Regions from separate parts of the Mus musculus genome. Here region 2 is linked to region 1. A link is a loop called in an ENCODE intact Hi-C map of the cell type or tissue named here. Cell type or tissue: heart. All regions are shown on one strand.

Region 1 (8,000 bases):
AATTATATTTTATTAGACTCCCCTCACCCCTCTGTATTTTTTTTCAAGACAGAGTTTCTCTGTGTAACAACTCTGGCTGTTGCTCTGTAGATGGGGCTAGCCTCAGACTCACAGAGATCAATCTGCCCCCACCTCTCTTTAATACGTGCTGGCATTAAAGGTACGCATTACCATGCTTAGCCAATTCTATGTCTTCGTCAAAAAGTTATATACTATTTACCTACCTAGAAATGTTGAACAGTCATTTACGGTCAATCTCATTGTTTTGAAGGGTAATTTTTTTTTAACCAAATAATGTCCCATTGTGACAGTTTCATAATTCTGTGGCACTGTGCTTGGCTCGTGCTCACCCATCTCCTCCCCTTGGTAGCGCCTCTCCTTCCTCCTTCACTGCTCCCGTCTCCCAGTCAGTCTACCTTCTGCTCTGCGGGCATTTGCTTTTGTAAGAATCTGACTGTGTACAGCAATGCTCTTCTTTAATCCCAGCATTCAGAGGCAGAGGCAAGTCAATCTCTAGGACTTCAAGGCCAGCCTGGTCTACATAGCAAATTCAAAGCCAGAGGGAGCTACCTAGTGAGAGCTTGTCTCAAACAAACCTAGTTCTGCATGTGAAAGAAAATCTGTGAAACTTCTCCCAATTATGTAAGTGAGCTGCTTATGAAACCAAGGGGTTGCAAATGTGGGAATTATGGTATGAGGAACACCGGTTCCAGTCCGCAGCTTAGGGTGTTTGTGGGGAAACAAAGGGAACATGAATTATTTTGTTCCTCTGACTTTCCTGTGGTTCCGAGATTTAGCATCCCCCCACTTGAATTGAATGCTTGACTCCTAATCGGTTTTACACGTTACCTCGGGTCCCTCTCCACGTGGTAAAGGAAGCTAGAGTTCAATTTTAAAGCTGAGGAAAACTAAAAGGGAAAGAGAGATAAATAAATGATCAGTTAAAAAACTTCAACCAAAACCCGAATTCATTGCAAACCCACTAGCCAAAAAATATGTGATAGGTCAGAAAGATATAACATTACCGTGCACCTTTGGCCTGATTGTGCAAGAGTTTGCAAAATCAACGAGTGGAAACTATTTCAGAGAAAAGGCTGAAACTTCCAAAAAGACTTGATTAATCCTAAACATTTACAATACAAAATGACAGTCTAGTTATAAACAACTTATCCATACTAATAATCTTCTTTAACCTCCTTACAAGATTCTGTTTAGTGATGAAGGTGGCCCTTTTGATTTTAAAATGAACATAAAATAAAAATTTAAAATTCAATCGAAAGCCTTTTCCTAAGTGGGATGGTCCTTCCTAGCAGTCCGATTCCTCCTAGTGAAGGTTAGTGGGTGTTCTAGTTTCATATATGAAGTCTAACAGCAGACTGCCTGTGTTCACATTCACCACCTGGGTGTACTCAACATGGCCATGGTGCCTCCATTTTCCTTATCTGCAAAATGGGGGAAAGAGTATCTAAGATATTTTAAAGCTGTAAGACATCAAGTGCCTAACACCTCAAAACTGTATGTATATCTTTGTTATACCAAGGTGAAGACTCCGGTCAGATGAAGCCACACCCGGAGTATCACTGAAAGATGGAACACGGTGAACATTTGAGACGTCACTGGGAGACCCCCATCTTGGAAGTCTAGGTTATGATATTTTTCACACCGCTGCTCATCACAAACCTCTGAACTCTTCAAGTCTCCTTTTCTTCGGGCCCCTTGCCTGAAGAAACTCATACTAGACCTGCCAGGTACTTCTAAGGTTAATTATGCATAGGTTTCTCTAAACCATCGATGCTAAGCCTCTAGGAACCCTCTCAACTCTCTTTTCTGGTTTGTTCTAGAAGACGCCTATAGTCTTCCCTCATCTGCTTCCTCCCGAGGCTCCTGCACAGCTCTGCTTGGGAAACCCTTTTTAATACATTCCCCGGCTCCTTAGAGGCGTTCTGAATCCCCAAACCATCATCTGAAACTGTTCCTGAAAATCCGTTGTCGAGCGCTCCTGAGCTCTTCATCGGATTCCTAGTTAAAGAAGCCACAGAGGAGTAAGCTGGGGCTTCCGAGTTGGTGAGTTGAGCTGAAGACCAGCTTGGGAATTGTCCCTTTAGGTCCCTTTAGACACCACAAAGAGAGAGAGGAGGAGGATAGTGACGCACCTGAATAGGTCCGCTAGAGTAAGGAAATAAACTAGGACTTGACGTGGATTGAGTAGGAGGGCAACACTCACACACACACACAGAGGGGGGCACACACACACTCACACACGGATGACAGACAGCAGAACAGAGAGGCAGGCAGCACCAGCTGTCTGACAACCGCCAAGCTCGGATTCGGACACCGTCTCTAAGCGGGTACCGCAGTGCCCTCCCTGACACCTCCGCAGGTTACAGTTAGAGCATCCCTCCGCCCAGCCCGGCTCCCCGCCCCCCACGAACTCGGGTCCCCAGTGTCCTCTAGAACGCCGGCGTGGCTGTCGCACTTCGAACCCCCTCGCCCACCCTTGCCCACCCTCTCGCCCTGGGCGCCGGCGGCCGCGTCTCTGGCCAGCCTCCGGCCCCGCATCAATCATTAACGCGGCGGCCCGAGCGGTCGCAGCCCGAGAAGGGGGGGATGGTAGGAGACGCAAGACAGGGGACACCTCCATCCCCCCGCCGCGGCGCAGACACCCTAACCCCGGGGGCCCCCGCCCTGCGCGGCGCCGCCCTCCCCCGCCAGCGCCTCGCGCACATCCCGCCTCCCGCCGCCCGCCCCGCGCGCACGATGCCCAGTCACCGCCGCGCCGCCGCCGCCGCCACCACCGCCACCACCGCCGCAGTCAGCCGCGCCACCGCCGCCACCGCAGCGCGGCCGGCCGCGGGCTGAGAGACCCGAGCGTGGCGAGGACGCCGCCGGCAAGCCGCGCGCGCAGCAGCAGCCTCCCGCCCGGTGCGCCGAGCCCCCGGAGCAGCCCGCTTCCAAGCCGAGGCCGCGTAGCCAACCTGCGGCCGCGGTCCCGCGCGCGCGCGCGCGCACAAAGGCTCCGACGGCGCCCGGCGCCCGCGGTGGCCTCGCGCGCGCCCTAGCTAAGCCCGGGGCACCATGCCGCGGCGCCTGCAGCAGCGGGGCGCCGGCGTGAAGGGACCGCCGGCCTCGACCTCCCGGCGCTCGCATCCCGCCTCCGCCTCCGCCCCCCGGAGCCCGCCGGCGGCCACGACCAAGCCGCTGCTGCGCTGGGACGAGGTGCCCGATGACTTCGTGGAGTGCTTCATCCTGTCCGGCTACCGGCGGCTGCCGTGCACCGCGCAAGAGTGCCTGGCCTCGGTGCTGAAGCCCACCAATGAGACGCTCAACTTCTGGACGCACTTCATCCCGCTGCTGCTGTTCCTCAGTAAGTTCTGCCGCCTCTTCTTCCTGGGCGGCAGCGATGTGCCCTTCCACCACCCCTGGCTGCTGCCGCTGTGGTGCTATGCGTCGGGGGTGCTGCTGACCTTCGCCATGAGCTGCACGGCGCACGTGTTCAGCTGCCTGTCGCTGCGCCTGCGCGCCGCCTTCTTCTACCTGGACTACGCTTCCATCAGCTACTATGGCTTCGGCAGCACCGTGGCCTACTACTACTACCTGCTGCCCAGCCTGAGCCTGCTGGACGCCAGGGTCATGACGCCGTATGTGCAGCAGCGCCTGGGCTGGCACGTGGACTGCACCCGCCTCATCGCGGTCTACCGCGCGCTCGTGCTGCCCGTGGCCTTCGTGCTGGCTGTGGCCTGCACCGTGGCTTGCTGTAAGAGCCGCACCGACTGGTGCTCCTACCCGTTCGCCCTGCGCACCTTCGTCTTCGTCATGCCGCTCAGCATGGCCTGCCCCATTATGCTAGAGAGCTGGCTCTTCGACCTGCGAGGCGAGAACCCCACACTCTTCGTGCACTTCTACCGCCGCTACTTCTGGCTGGTGGTGGCCGCCTTCTTCAACGTGAGCAAGATCCCTGAGCGCATCCAGCCGGGTCTCTTCGACATCATTGGCCACAGCCATCAGCTCTTCCACATCTTCACTTTCCTCAGCATCTATGACCAGGTGTACTACGTGGAAGAGGGCCTGCGCCAGTTCCTCCAGGCACCCCCTGCCGCGCCCACCTTCTCGGGCACAGTGGGCTACATGCTGCTGCTGGTGGTTTGCCTGGGACTAGTCATCAGGAAGTTCCTGAACAGCACCGAATTCTGCAGTAAAAAGTGAGCCTCCACCCCCGGAGGAGGCTATGGTTTGCCCACCGGTTTGCGTGGAGTTTCTGTTGTTGTTGTTGTTATTGTTGGTTTGTTTTCAAGTTTTGTTGTTTCCTTCTTTGCTGGAAGAGGGTGCTGCAGGCCACTAGGGAAAGGTTCCCTGACAGTTGGGGAATCCCAAGTCCACTGGCCTTTAGAAGAGGGAGATGGGAGGTGAAACAGAAGGAAGAGGGCCTCCGGGAAGAAAATTAGGGACTGTCTATGATATCCAGGGATTTTTGCAAAGACAGTGAGGATTGTGATTACAGATAGAGCCCCAAGCAGTTGGCTTTTCTAACAGTCTTCTGTGTCCCTTAGTGAAGGCAGGTATGCAGTGAAGAGGATAAACACAAACCCCTGGCTGCTTCTGAGGTCTAGCAATGCTTGGATTTGTCGAAAGAATGGAGCTTTCTCTGTTGGGAAATGGGCACAAAGACACAAACCCGGGGCTTAACCCGCTAGACAATGCATGGAATGTGAACACAAGTTAATTATTTCAAAATGTGTATCAGATGTTATTTAAATGATAATATATTCAATGATTTTTTTCATAATTTATCGAAGCCTGTGAGATGCACTGGATTTCCTTTGTCACATAGTTTTGATTTTTGCAGCCTTCTGCATTGCACACGTGAACTGGACCTTAGGGCAAGCTGCTTGAGAGAGTTCTCGACTACATTTTTAAACAGTGTTCTGTGAAGGCCTGTGAGTGTCATGATAAAACTGTGAATGACTACATAGGGACTCTGATTAGACTATTGGTTAGGCTCCTGTGGTTTGTATAGGTCTCCAATTCCTACTTACTTTGATGTATTCCACAAAACCCACCCTGGGTTTTTGTCTCCCCCCCCTCTCTCTTTCTCTCTTTTTTTATCTGATTCTTTCCTCTCTACTTACTTAAGTTGCCACTAAAATAAATGTGCCTTTTGAAGCAATGCCCAAATGACTGGTCCTCAAACGTAGCTTCTTGTACTGGGAGAACAGCATATTCTTTTCCCACTTTGCTGCAAATCATGGATGAACAGAACGGAGGGAAGGTGGAGGGTGGGTTTAGGTTTCTAGTGGGGCCAGAAATAGCTTGATGGTGTACAGAGTGTTTGGCTTCTGCAAGAGTCAGCCCTCTAACGTGGCTGAGGTTCCTACTGCAGCCACAACGGCTGGGAGGTTAGGACAGCGACACATGTATCCTTGCTTCAATTTTAAAAGGCAGTCAGGATCAGGAAGTTCTATTATGAAAGTCAGAATCTTGTTATTTATTACTGAAATTTTTGAGTTAAGACTACAATTGCCCAGTTAAACCTCAAAGTCTCATTTGAATCCAGGCTGTGGAAATGATTGGTAGTCACCCCAAATCCTTGCAGAGTTAGGGAACATGTTCCCAGATTCTTTCTAATGACCCTATTGGCCAGTGTTGTTAGACATTTCTTATAAATGTTAACCTGTCATTAACCTAACAGCAGTATATTTAAATATTCGCCACACTTCTTGGTAAAAGTCCTTCAGACTAAGAGGCAACTAAGAATGGGGAGCATTGGCTTAGTGGTGTAATTGAAGACAAGCACATGGGGTCTATGAACACTTACCTCAGTCCTGGTAAGATGGTGCTCCTGAAAAGATTAGTGTTTTGTCTATGCTTTTAATTGCTATTGTATTTGTAAATAGAGAACCTTGGCACAATTCCCTGGAGGAACCAATGCCCTGAGTGTGTTCACTTGCACACAGAAGTTAAATGTGTGTGTGTGTGAGAGAGAGGGGGGACGGGATGTATTGAATTTAGGACTTCTTAATAGGATTTTAAATTTTACTTTGCATGACTCCTGATGAATGTCAATGTCTTATCCTTTGCAAAATGCCAGGAGATTTCTGTGTGTTTACAGAAGTTGATAGTGTGCTTACTACCAGTGCTGTTACTCAGTGAAGCCGAATCCAGCACTTATATCCGGGGATAACTGTAGACATCAGGATGTATCCACGTACACTTTCTTGCATGCTGCTGTTACTTCTTGTAGAGTCTCAAAGAATGTTCATTCATAAACTAAAGAAACAGCTTAAGGGATATTATGTAGGATTTTTGTTGTTATGGTTGTTGAATTGGGACACCCCCTCTGGAAGGAACTCTCAAGAGAGAGACATCTGGAAGAATCCATGAACGTGAGAACAGGCACTAACACCCAGAGTTTGTCACTTTAGGTTTTTGTTGGAGATCTTCCGGGTCCTCTCTAGCTGTGTGTCTTTGTCTTTAAGCAGAGGCCACTTGAGGATAAAAATCATACCCGGATCGTTTTCAAGTGATTATGATGCACGAGCCAGTGAGATGACCCGCTTTCCCAGGCAAGATCTCCCCACACAGCATGCTCCAGGAAAAAGGAGGCTTCACCTCCCCTCTCCTCCTGACATCTCCTCCCCTCCACCCCATCCCCACCCCCATCCCTGGCTCTGCACCACTAGCATTAGGGATGGGACATTCTAATTGAAAAGAGGATTGGCTTCCCTTCCTGTTCCCAGATACACCACATACACCATTCCCGATCAGAGATGCTTTAACCACACGTTCATGGCTCTGAACTATGTTATTTCTGTTAAGGCAGATAATGCCATTTTAGAGCAAATATTTACTCAGTCTATTTGCACAGAGCTAACGGGGCTTATTACACATTTCAGGAGTAATGTAGCCGTCAGAATAAAACTCTAAAATAATACTTTTCCACCTTCTCCATTTCACCACATCCACTAGGTTTGATTGCATTTAACAGTTCAAAATACATGACAAATTATACATAAGGATTCGCTATCTTCATACAATCTATTCGGCAGTAAAATTTTGAAACATATTATAAAACCCAATTTCCTTTTCATTTGTAGCCATAACCTAGGTGGCATCTCCAGGAGCAGCCCCCTCGGAAGGGTGCCTGGGAAATGAGTGATGTCTGTGCCCATTGCTCCGTGAGTTGCTTCTAGGGCTGGCTAAGGCTCAGGTTCAGTTGGCTACAGGGAGACCCTTTCTCCTTTCTCAGCTTGCCACTCAGGTGAAGAAGATGACCTTCCCAGAGAGAGGAAGTACAGACTCCTTCATGTCATGACTGGCTTGTAAAAATAAACATGATCTTTTTCCACTGGCCATACACGTTCCATAAATAGCCCAGGGAGAAAGTACGGGGCTACATAACTGTCCAGAGTGGCCTTAGACTGCTTCCATTCATAAACCCCACTGTAAGTGCTCACAGTCAGAAAACCACGTAGCCTAATCTGATGGGCAACTTTATATATGGGGGAACTATTGCTAAGAATATCAAACTGGTAAGTTTTTCTGATTGAGTGATGGGTCTGAGGGGCTGACAGCAACAAGCCAGGGGTTTTAACCTTCCACTCCCCCAGCTAGTATATCTGCTCAAAGCTATAGTCGACAGGTATGGTTGAAGTTGCTTTTTAAGGGTTTTATCATTGGCTGAAGGTGACAGAATTCAGTCTTCAAACTGATAGTGAAAGCAGGGACAGCTGTGTGCTCAGCTGTGTCTATTACTCTGCAGGACTATGTTGCATGGTCAAGTATACAGATGCTGATTGGATATATTGTGTGTAATCATGGATAAGATATCCTTTAATTGAATACATCTATTCAGTTTTAAAATAGATCAAAATAAGAGACGGGAACCTTTAAAATTAGATTATAGGATCTTAAAATGTCACCAGCCACCGAGATGATTTCTGTCACCTTGTTCTTTATCCATTAAGTTTGCCATTGCTGATTGACTCCGTTAGGCTCCTTTGGCT
Region 2 (8,000 bases), 76 kb after region 1:
CTTGCTTCCTCATATTATAACACGTATAAATCTGGAGATCAATGAGGGACAGTTGGTGCCAGAGCACACCTGAGCTCCTCCAGGCGCGCTTAAAACAGCGAGAGGGAGAGTCCAGGAACGCACACTCCTGAGCCCATCCAAAGCCCTGGTAGGCTTGGTTTCCTGGCACTTTTCAAGATGACCAGAGGAAGTCGTGTCTCCTGGTTTGCTTCCTCTTGCTGTGATAAGCACCATGATAGAAATAAGTTTAGAATCAGGAAGGGTCTATTTGATGTTCATTTCCAGTTACCAGTCCAGGCAGGACCCTGGAGGCAGAGGCTGCAGCAGAGGCCAAGGAGGATCACTGTTTACCAGTTGGTCCCCATAGCTTCTGCTCAGCGGCCTTCTCATATTGTCCCACACAGGGTAATGCTGCTCATGGTGGGCTGGGCCTGCTCACATCAATCACCCATAAAGACAGTCCAGCATTCCAGAGGCTGAGGCAGGAGGACTGTTGTAACTTATAGTCAACCTGAGTACATAGTGAACTCTAGGTTAACCTAGGTTAAAAATTGAGCTGGCAAGATGGCTCAGTGGTTAAGAGCGCCAACTGCTCTTCCGAAGGTCCTGAGTTCAAATCCCAGCAACCACATGGTGGCTCATAACCACCTGTAATGAGGTCTGCCGCCCTCTTCTGGTGTGTCTGAAGTCAGCTACAGTGTACTTACATATAATAAATAAATCTTTAAAAAAAATTAAACCTTGTCTCAAGTTAAAAGAAAAAAAGATAATCAGGAGGCACTCATACCATTCTTGGAGTTAATTGTGTGGGAAAAGCCTCTTATTTTCTTAAAGCAGGCTCCACATACTTATGGCAGATATTGAAACATTCTGGTGGGCTTTATCTTAAAATATGAAACTAAGGATTAGAATATTAAATTTGGTTTGCATTTTCACAAAATGTCTGTTATATTTCAGACCAGCGCTAATTCTCATCACGCACAAGGACAGGATCAGTTTGAACTTTTTTGGTGTGTGTGTGTGTGTGTGTGTGTGTGTGTGTGTGTGTGTGTGTGTGTTATGTTGTTTATATGTACATGCACACTTCCATGTATGGCCAGATGTTGACACCAGGATGTCTTCCTCAATAACACGCTGCCTACTTTTTTGAGGCAGAGTCTCTCTCTCTCCCTCACTGAACCTGGAGTTCCCGGTCTCAGAATGGCTGGCTAGGGAGCCCCCTGGATCTACCTGACTTCCCTTCTGTCCTCGCAGCTTTTACGTGGGTGGTGGGGATTTGAACTCAGATTCTCCCTTGACTCCTTAGTCGTCTTCCCAGCCCCAGCATAAACTTTTAAAACACAACTTTCCTGATGAAACCGCATTTTACACGACAAGTCTTCTCTTTGCTTTGTGACTCTCACTGCTGCTGTCTGTATCTGGAGCGGTCCCCAAGGGCCTGAGTGCCGAGACCCTCAGCCCACTGTGCTATTGTCAAAGGGAGGGGTCCTGTGGGTGGTAACTGAGGGTCTACCCCTCTCTAAGCAGGTAGATGGATCCTGGTCCCTTCTTGGCTCTTGTTCTCTTTCCTCCCTCTGTAAGGCCAACAGTTTGGCTCCCCTCAGGCTCCTGCTGTGATATTCTGCCTCTGGCTGGAAGCAACCCTGCCAGCCAGTCACAGATTGAACAAAATGGTAAGATTTTTACCTTCTTTTCTCTTTGTAACTTGATTGTTGCAGGTGTGTGTGTGTGTGTGTGTGTGTGTGTGTGTGTGTGTGTGTGTGTATGTTCATGGGGTGTAAAAAAAAGTCAAGAGACTCACTTTTGAAAAAGCACCATAGGGGTCTATCTGTCTCACAGGTTTCTGTTAATAGATAATACTTTGGTATTGAAAAGCATTCCCTTGAGCTTGCAGTGTGGCTCCGAGGTAAAGCTCACGTTTAGCATGTCTTGGGACCCTGAGTCCAATCCAAAGGGAGAGAAGGGAGACAAAAGTCATCGTAGTTTGGAGACTTTTCATCAGCCACCTCCTTTGGCTTCTTTCAGTTGTTCTTGAAGTAGCCTAAGTTCAGTCGCCGTATAAAGCTCCCCACCGTCTCCTTTTGGTCAATATCTTTTAATGCTGGATCTTTTATGGGCTAATGCTGTCTCGTGAGTGATTGTGTTGAATTTACGGTGCATTCTAAGATGTCTACAAGGTTGGTAAATGAACCAGAGATGAAGCAACAGACACAATGGCCCACTTGATGCCAATACCCTACAGAGCCCATGCTACGCTTGCAAGTGGTCAGTTCACGGGTGATTTTGTTCATGTTCCCATGACTCTTTGCACAGCCAGGCAAGGGTAACTCATCCTTTGAGAAGGAGGACTCCTGGCCCCTCCACTCCGCTATCCTTCAGATGACCTACCCACAAGACTGTTGTCTCTCAGCAGCTCCCTTTAGCTACTACTGCCTGCTGTCCTGTAGCTTCTTACCCCAACTCTGCTTCATAAAACACCAGAAACCGATCTCACGCATGTGACGTGTACACACTCCTTCAGAGGTCCCTTGAGTCTATCTCAAATTTAACACATTAAACATCTCAGGACATTTACGGTTTATAATTTTGGTCAGAACTGTAGTTCCAGGTCAAATATGTGTTTTTAAAGAGCAAACAACATGGTTCTTAATAAACTTTTAAAATCACATGGTAAGATCAATGTCTTTCTTATGAGTGTCAGCAACAACAGACTGACCCATGTTAGAACCTTTTACTTTCCAGTGAGGAAACAAACACAGGCATTGATCTGTAAATTAAGAAAAGAAAACACTGCTGCATAATTACACTCAAGCAGTTTTCTATTTATTCATGGTTAATACTGTTTTATATTTTAAAATCCTACAGGGGAAGTATTTTCAGGCATGAAAACTCCAGAGTATTACTAGGCAAAAAAAAAAAAAAAAAAAAAAAAAAAAAAAGAGCAATGTTTTCACCATATAACTCCAAACTGTGACTTTGTAATAAACTAACTACAAACTCTTGAGTTTTCTGATAGCTCATTCTGGAAATGTGTATAAACTAAACAACTTATTTTCTTCTTGGCTCTTCTAAAGACATTTTTACTTAGTTGTGGGTGTAAGTTTCAGAATATAATATCTGCTGCCAAGTCTGTAATTCCTTTTACAAAACTGTCGTACAGGGTGTGGTACATTTAGGGATTTTTTTTTTAAAGTTGTAATTCCTGGTAAGGTTCTTGCCCCCCACCAACTTTAAAAAATGAAAACAAAACAGAACAGAAAACCCAATGCTGGGACTAGGGAGGGCATAGAGAGATGGTGCAGCGCCCACGAGATGGGTCACAACTGTCTGGAACTCCAGTTCCAGGGGGATTTATCACCCTCTTCTGGTCTTTGTGTACACTGAACACACACACACACACACACACACACACACACACACACACACACACACACACACGCACGCACACACACAGAGTGCATAGATATATACATGTAGGCAAAACACCTATTAAAACTTGTTTTAAATGCTAAGGCAATCTAAACTCTGAAGAGGACTCTGGTTCCTAGACAGGTCCTTGGGTTTTCCAGTTTTGTTTTGTTTGTTTGTTTGTTTGTTTGTTTGTTTGCTTGTTTCTGAAACAGGGTTTCTCTGTGTAGCCTTTGCTGTCCTGGAACTCACTCTGTAGACCAGCCTGGCTTTTAACTCAAAGACCTGCCTGCCTTTGCCTTCCAAGTACTGGGATTAAAGGCGTGCACCACCACCGACTGGTAGGTTTTCCGACTTTTAGGTTATTGCCTGTAGTCATTGTTATTTGCTTGCCGGAGTGTTAAGTTCTTAAGATTACAAGTTCATTATTAGAAATTAAATCTTTAAAATATTTGTGTGTGTGCCCAAAAAAGCCAGATGAGGGTAATAAGTCCCAGGGAGTTGACTGATATGGGGTGCTGGAAATGAACTTGGGTCCTCTGAAAGAACCACAGGCAAGTCCTCTTATTCTCTGCGCTATCGGGCCCTGGAGTTAGGGTATTGACAAGTCTTGCCTTGCCTTGTTTTTGTTTCTTTGTTTGTTTTCTTTTATCTTTTTCTTCTTCTTATAAAGGTGAATGTAATGCAAAAGGCGCGTCGTTAATGAAACCCTCAAGTTAAGTTGTAGCTCCCATGAGTCTCGAGTACATTCTGCTCTTGGTGGTCTTTTAGGACTCTCTGGTGACGTTAAAAAAAAAAGTATGAAATTTTTCTGAAGTTAAATAAAGCCTCGATGCTAGAACCGTTCTCGGGGATATAGTTTATAAATCTTAACTCATCAATAACGTTTCCTTTTCCGGCGTTCGGAAAACTTCAAAAAAAACAGAGGTGCCTGCAGAGAAACACCGTTTTCACAACCTAACGTGGGTGGTGAGATGAGAGGATCTGACATTTAACAACAATTCACTCACAAATCGCTTGCTTGCAAATGCATGTTGAAATCTGCCCACAAAATCATCTCTCTAGCCATTGTTACACTCCGGTGCACACAGGCTCAAGCGCGAGTGTATTTAAAGCGAGAGTTAAGGGCTGGAAGTCCACTATGGAAGGATCTCTTTACTTGCCCCTTGGGACTGCTATTCCAAGAACACAAAGGAGGAGCCGGGTTCCCCAGCAGTTTTACTTGAGAGCAGCTGGGGGCAACCCCCCACCCCGGAAAACCAAGGCTGGTCCTGGGTACCGCTGGCGGGGCTCCCTTCCCCCCTGCGGCCGCCCAGGGGACAGGCTGTGGCCCCTCCCGCTGGAGAACAAACGGGACATTCAGCCGCCGCCCGCGGCTGCCAGGGCGCGTCCCCTGGGGAAATTAGGCGTGGAGTCCGCCCGGATCGCCTTCAAAAACCGCCCTCCTGCCGGCCGCGGCGCACTCTGTACCTGGCTGCGGGCGCCCGGCGGGATGCTGCAGTGAGCTGCCGGCCATGGGGGGCGCGAGCGCCTGCATCCCGCTCTGCCTGCTTCTGGCCACCGCGCGGATGGCCCGGCCGCAGACGCCAGAGAGGTAACGTCCCCCGCCCTCCCTTCCCCGCGCCCGGGAACCCGCACAGCGCCACCGCGGACTGCGGTGCTCCCCCCCCCGAGCGCTGGCCCTACGGCTCCCGGGCCACCACGTGGCGCGGCTCGCCCTCCCTTGCCTTGCCTCCCAGCGGTTTGGGCGCCGGCGCTTTAGCGCTTGAATATGCTTGAATATGCGCCCTCCTCCGCCCCGCGCTTTTCCTCCCAGCTTGGCCAATCTAAGACTAACCTGGGGAGCCGGTCTTTAAGTGACTCCTCACTAACAGCCTAGTGCCTGGCCAGAGGCACCTACAGGATGGCTAACTCCCGCATCACCTCCAACCGCGGCTGCCTCCCCTTTTCCCGGGGCGCGCTGAGACACCCAAGTTTTCCAGAAAGGGGAAAAAACAAGGCCTGTCTCTAAATCTGGAGACAAACTTAATCTTTACCATGTCTTTTAAACCATGCAGCTCTGCCAGAGTGACTCTCAATACCTCTCCCACTCTCTCCCGTTAACTCATTCAATTTTTATATAACTTTTTGAGTGGGATATTTTACTATAGCTGCACGTATATGGTCTGTCTTAATGATGAATTTGGGCGAGTGCGTTATCGGGCTATAATTTAAATATTCTAAGAGATGGCAAGCATTCAGATCTTTTCTCTGGTGAAAGATTTTATTAAACAACATTCACTCGTTTATATCAGCACGTATGCCTTTTTGGAATTAACATTAGATTGTTAGGCTGCAGATCAATGTAAACGTTCTCTCTCTTATTTTCACAGACCTGTTTTCACATGTGGCGGCATTCTTACCGGAGAGTCTGGATTTATTGGCAGTGAAGGTTTTCCTGGAATGTACCCTCCGAATAGCAAATGTACTTGGAAAATCACAGTAAGCATTTATTTTAAAGGTGTTCTTCTGGACGTGGCTACTGGAAACAGTACACACGGATGCCATTTGCGTCTGGTGTCAGGATTTGGGTTAGTGGCAGATTCCAGAAAACGTGAAATGCTGGATTTACTTCACCTATCTGGGAGGTTTATTAAGAGACCTGGGGGATGTCCTGCAATAGCGATTAGAGAGGGCTCAAGATGATGGTTGAAGGAAGAAACCCTTCAAGCACGAGTTTCTGACAAAGTTTCTGACAACTCGTGCCTGACTCGATTGAGTCATTTTGAATTCCTGATTAAGGCTGTTTCTAGTTAGAGGTCTGGTGTAAACACCATTGAAAGTTAGATACTGTTCATGCCCACACAACTCCCTGTGGGAAATAAACGATCAAAGCAGTTTTGACTACTTCATACTCCGGAGAAAAAGAACAACAGTTACCACCATTGCTGCCAGTTGCTCTCCCTTCTTAGGAACCACCACTAAAGGCCATCTAAGAATGGAGGATGCTAGTGATGAGGGCTTAATAAAATTCCCATGGTGCTCACTGTGGGCTGTATTAGCCGCAGTCAAGGCAGGAAACCAGATACAGACATAATTAATGAAATAAAAGTCGCCTGAATCACACTTTCTGGTCACTGCTGCTGTAAATTTTGTTGCTATCTTCATTTTCTTGTTCCTGGGAAGTTATTTGGTAACCAAAAGTATTCATTTAGTCAGTTATGATTCATTGCATGTATGTGTTTTCTGTGGCTGTGGACTGAACCCAGAGCCCCATGCATGCTAGATAAGTGCTCTATCACTGAGCTACATACCCAGCCCCAGATCACATTTGAAGGACTATGTGCCAGACACTTAACCATGCCAGGTGATTAGCAAGCATTTCAGCGAACCTGCAGAATCACTTTGACCATTATATCCTCTACTTTTTGTAGGAAAGCTGAGGTCAAGCAAATTAGTCAGAGACATTGGTTTGATAAGCCCAACTTTACCTGTAGTGAAGACCTGAGTTTGGCAGGCGGATTTGAGAGAAGGACCCCTCTATAATATAAAACGTTGCTTTTTTGTGTGCCTTGATGCCCTCTTGTAAAATTCTAGTGAATGGATATAGATTTCATTCTATCATTATAGCACATGGAGCTAGGGGAGACTACGTTCCAGAAACAGCTTTGAAACACTGATGCTAATAAATGTGACATAAGGCTGGGGAACAAATGTAAAGAGACTTGGTTTCTTATTATAATTGTGGTTTAATTGTGACTCAGTTGCAAGGTCAAAAAGAGTCATCGTGTGCCTAGCAAGTCAAACACCATGGTTGGTTGTGTATTGGAGGACTTAGCAGTCACGTTGCTGTGGCATCAGACGAGGGAGGGGTGTGTCCACTGGGAGGGGCTTCTGGACTAGAGAGAGCTTTGCCTCAGAGGAAATGCAGTTGCCAAAAAGAAAAAGAAAAAGAAAAAAAAAAAGAAAACAAGATCCAAAAAACAGGCATAGGGGTGTGGTGGTGGAGTGAGTGTGGAGTGTTAAGTGGTAGGGTGGGGAACGTGTTTAATTGCCTTAATAACTCAAGGAGGCTGGGACAGAAGGAACAAAGACCATTGTCTGGACAGGAAGTTAAAGCCGAGGATCGTAATGGAGCTGAAGCCAACCAAAAGCCTGAGTAGAGAGTCCTGGACTCGAAGAGGTTGGGAGGGCAAAGATGAAGAAATATGTCATCTCTTACCTTCTGGTGTTTCATAGGCAGGCATGCATGCAGTTAGGATGCTGTGGCTCCAGCTGAGAGGCCCACTGCCCTTTGTGGCTCCTGTCCTGGGCAGGGATGTCCTCTTGGGTGACTACCCAAGGCAGTCCAGAGAGACTTTCTCAAAGCCAGTTGTATTATACAGGGTTCCCAGAAGGAATGAAACCAATAATGTGTGTGTGTGTGTGTGTGTGTGTGTGTGTGTGTGTGTGTGTGTGTTTTAAAGTCAACTAAGCCAGATACCTTAGCAGTCTCAATCTGGTACTGAAAACCTGGATGCTCCCTGGAGCTCAGCTGATGTACAACTGAAGTACATTTCCAGCCTCTAGTCTAGGATATTAAATTTTAATAGCAACTTCTTGTATGACAGGGC

Evidence for each region. Peaks named below come from ENCODE experiments on the same cell type or tissue, not always from the same donor. Only the 100,000 strongest peaks of a DNase experiment are listed, where the experiment ranks them.
Region 2: it touches region 1 in a loop (2.2-fold over the local background); 1 of 42 quality-filtered maps calls a loop at or near these places.

Annotation. Positions count from the first base shown.
Region 1 is chr9:95,556,884-95,564,883 of GRCm38, forward strand. Paqr9 (progestin and adipoQ receptor family member IX) reads left to right here and starts at 2,751. Exons shown (of 1, transcript NM_198414.3): 1 at 2,751-8,000. The coding sequence starts at 3,076. The coding sequence ends at 4,203. In heart, a CTCF peak has its summit at 4,327; a DNase peak (open chromatin) is centred at 3,458; H3K4me3 peaks cover 2,555 bases; H3K27ac peaks cover 1,607 bases; H3K27me3 peaks cover 6,595 bases.
Region 2 is chr9:95,632,872-95,640,871 of GRCm38, forward strand. Pcolce2 (procollagen C-endopeptidase enhancer 2) reads left to right here and starts at 4,757. Exons shown (of 9, transcript NM_029620.2): 1 at 4,757-5,002; 2 at 5,781-5,889. The coding sequence starts at 4,923. In heart, a CTCF peak has its summit at 4,881; DNase peaks (open chromatin) are centred at 4,920 and 7,260; H3K4me3 peaks cover 1,623 bases; H3K27ac peaks cover 1,038 bases; H3K27me3 peaks cover 3,471 bases.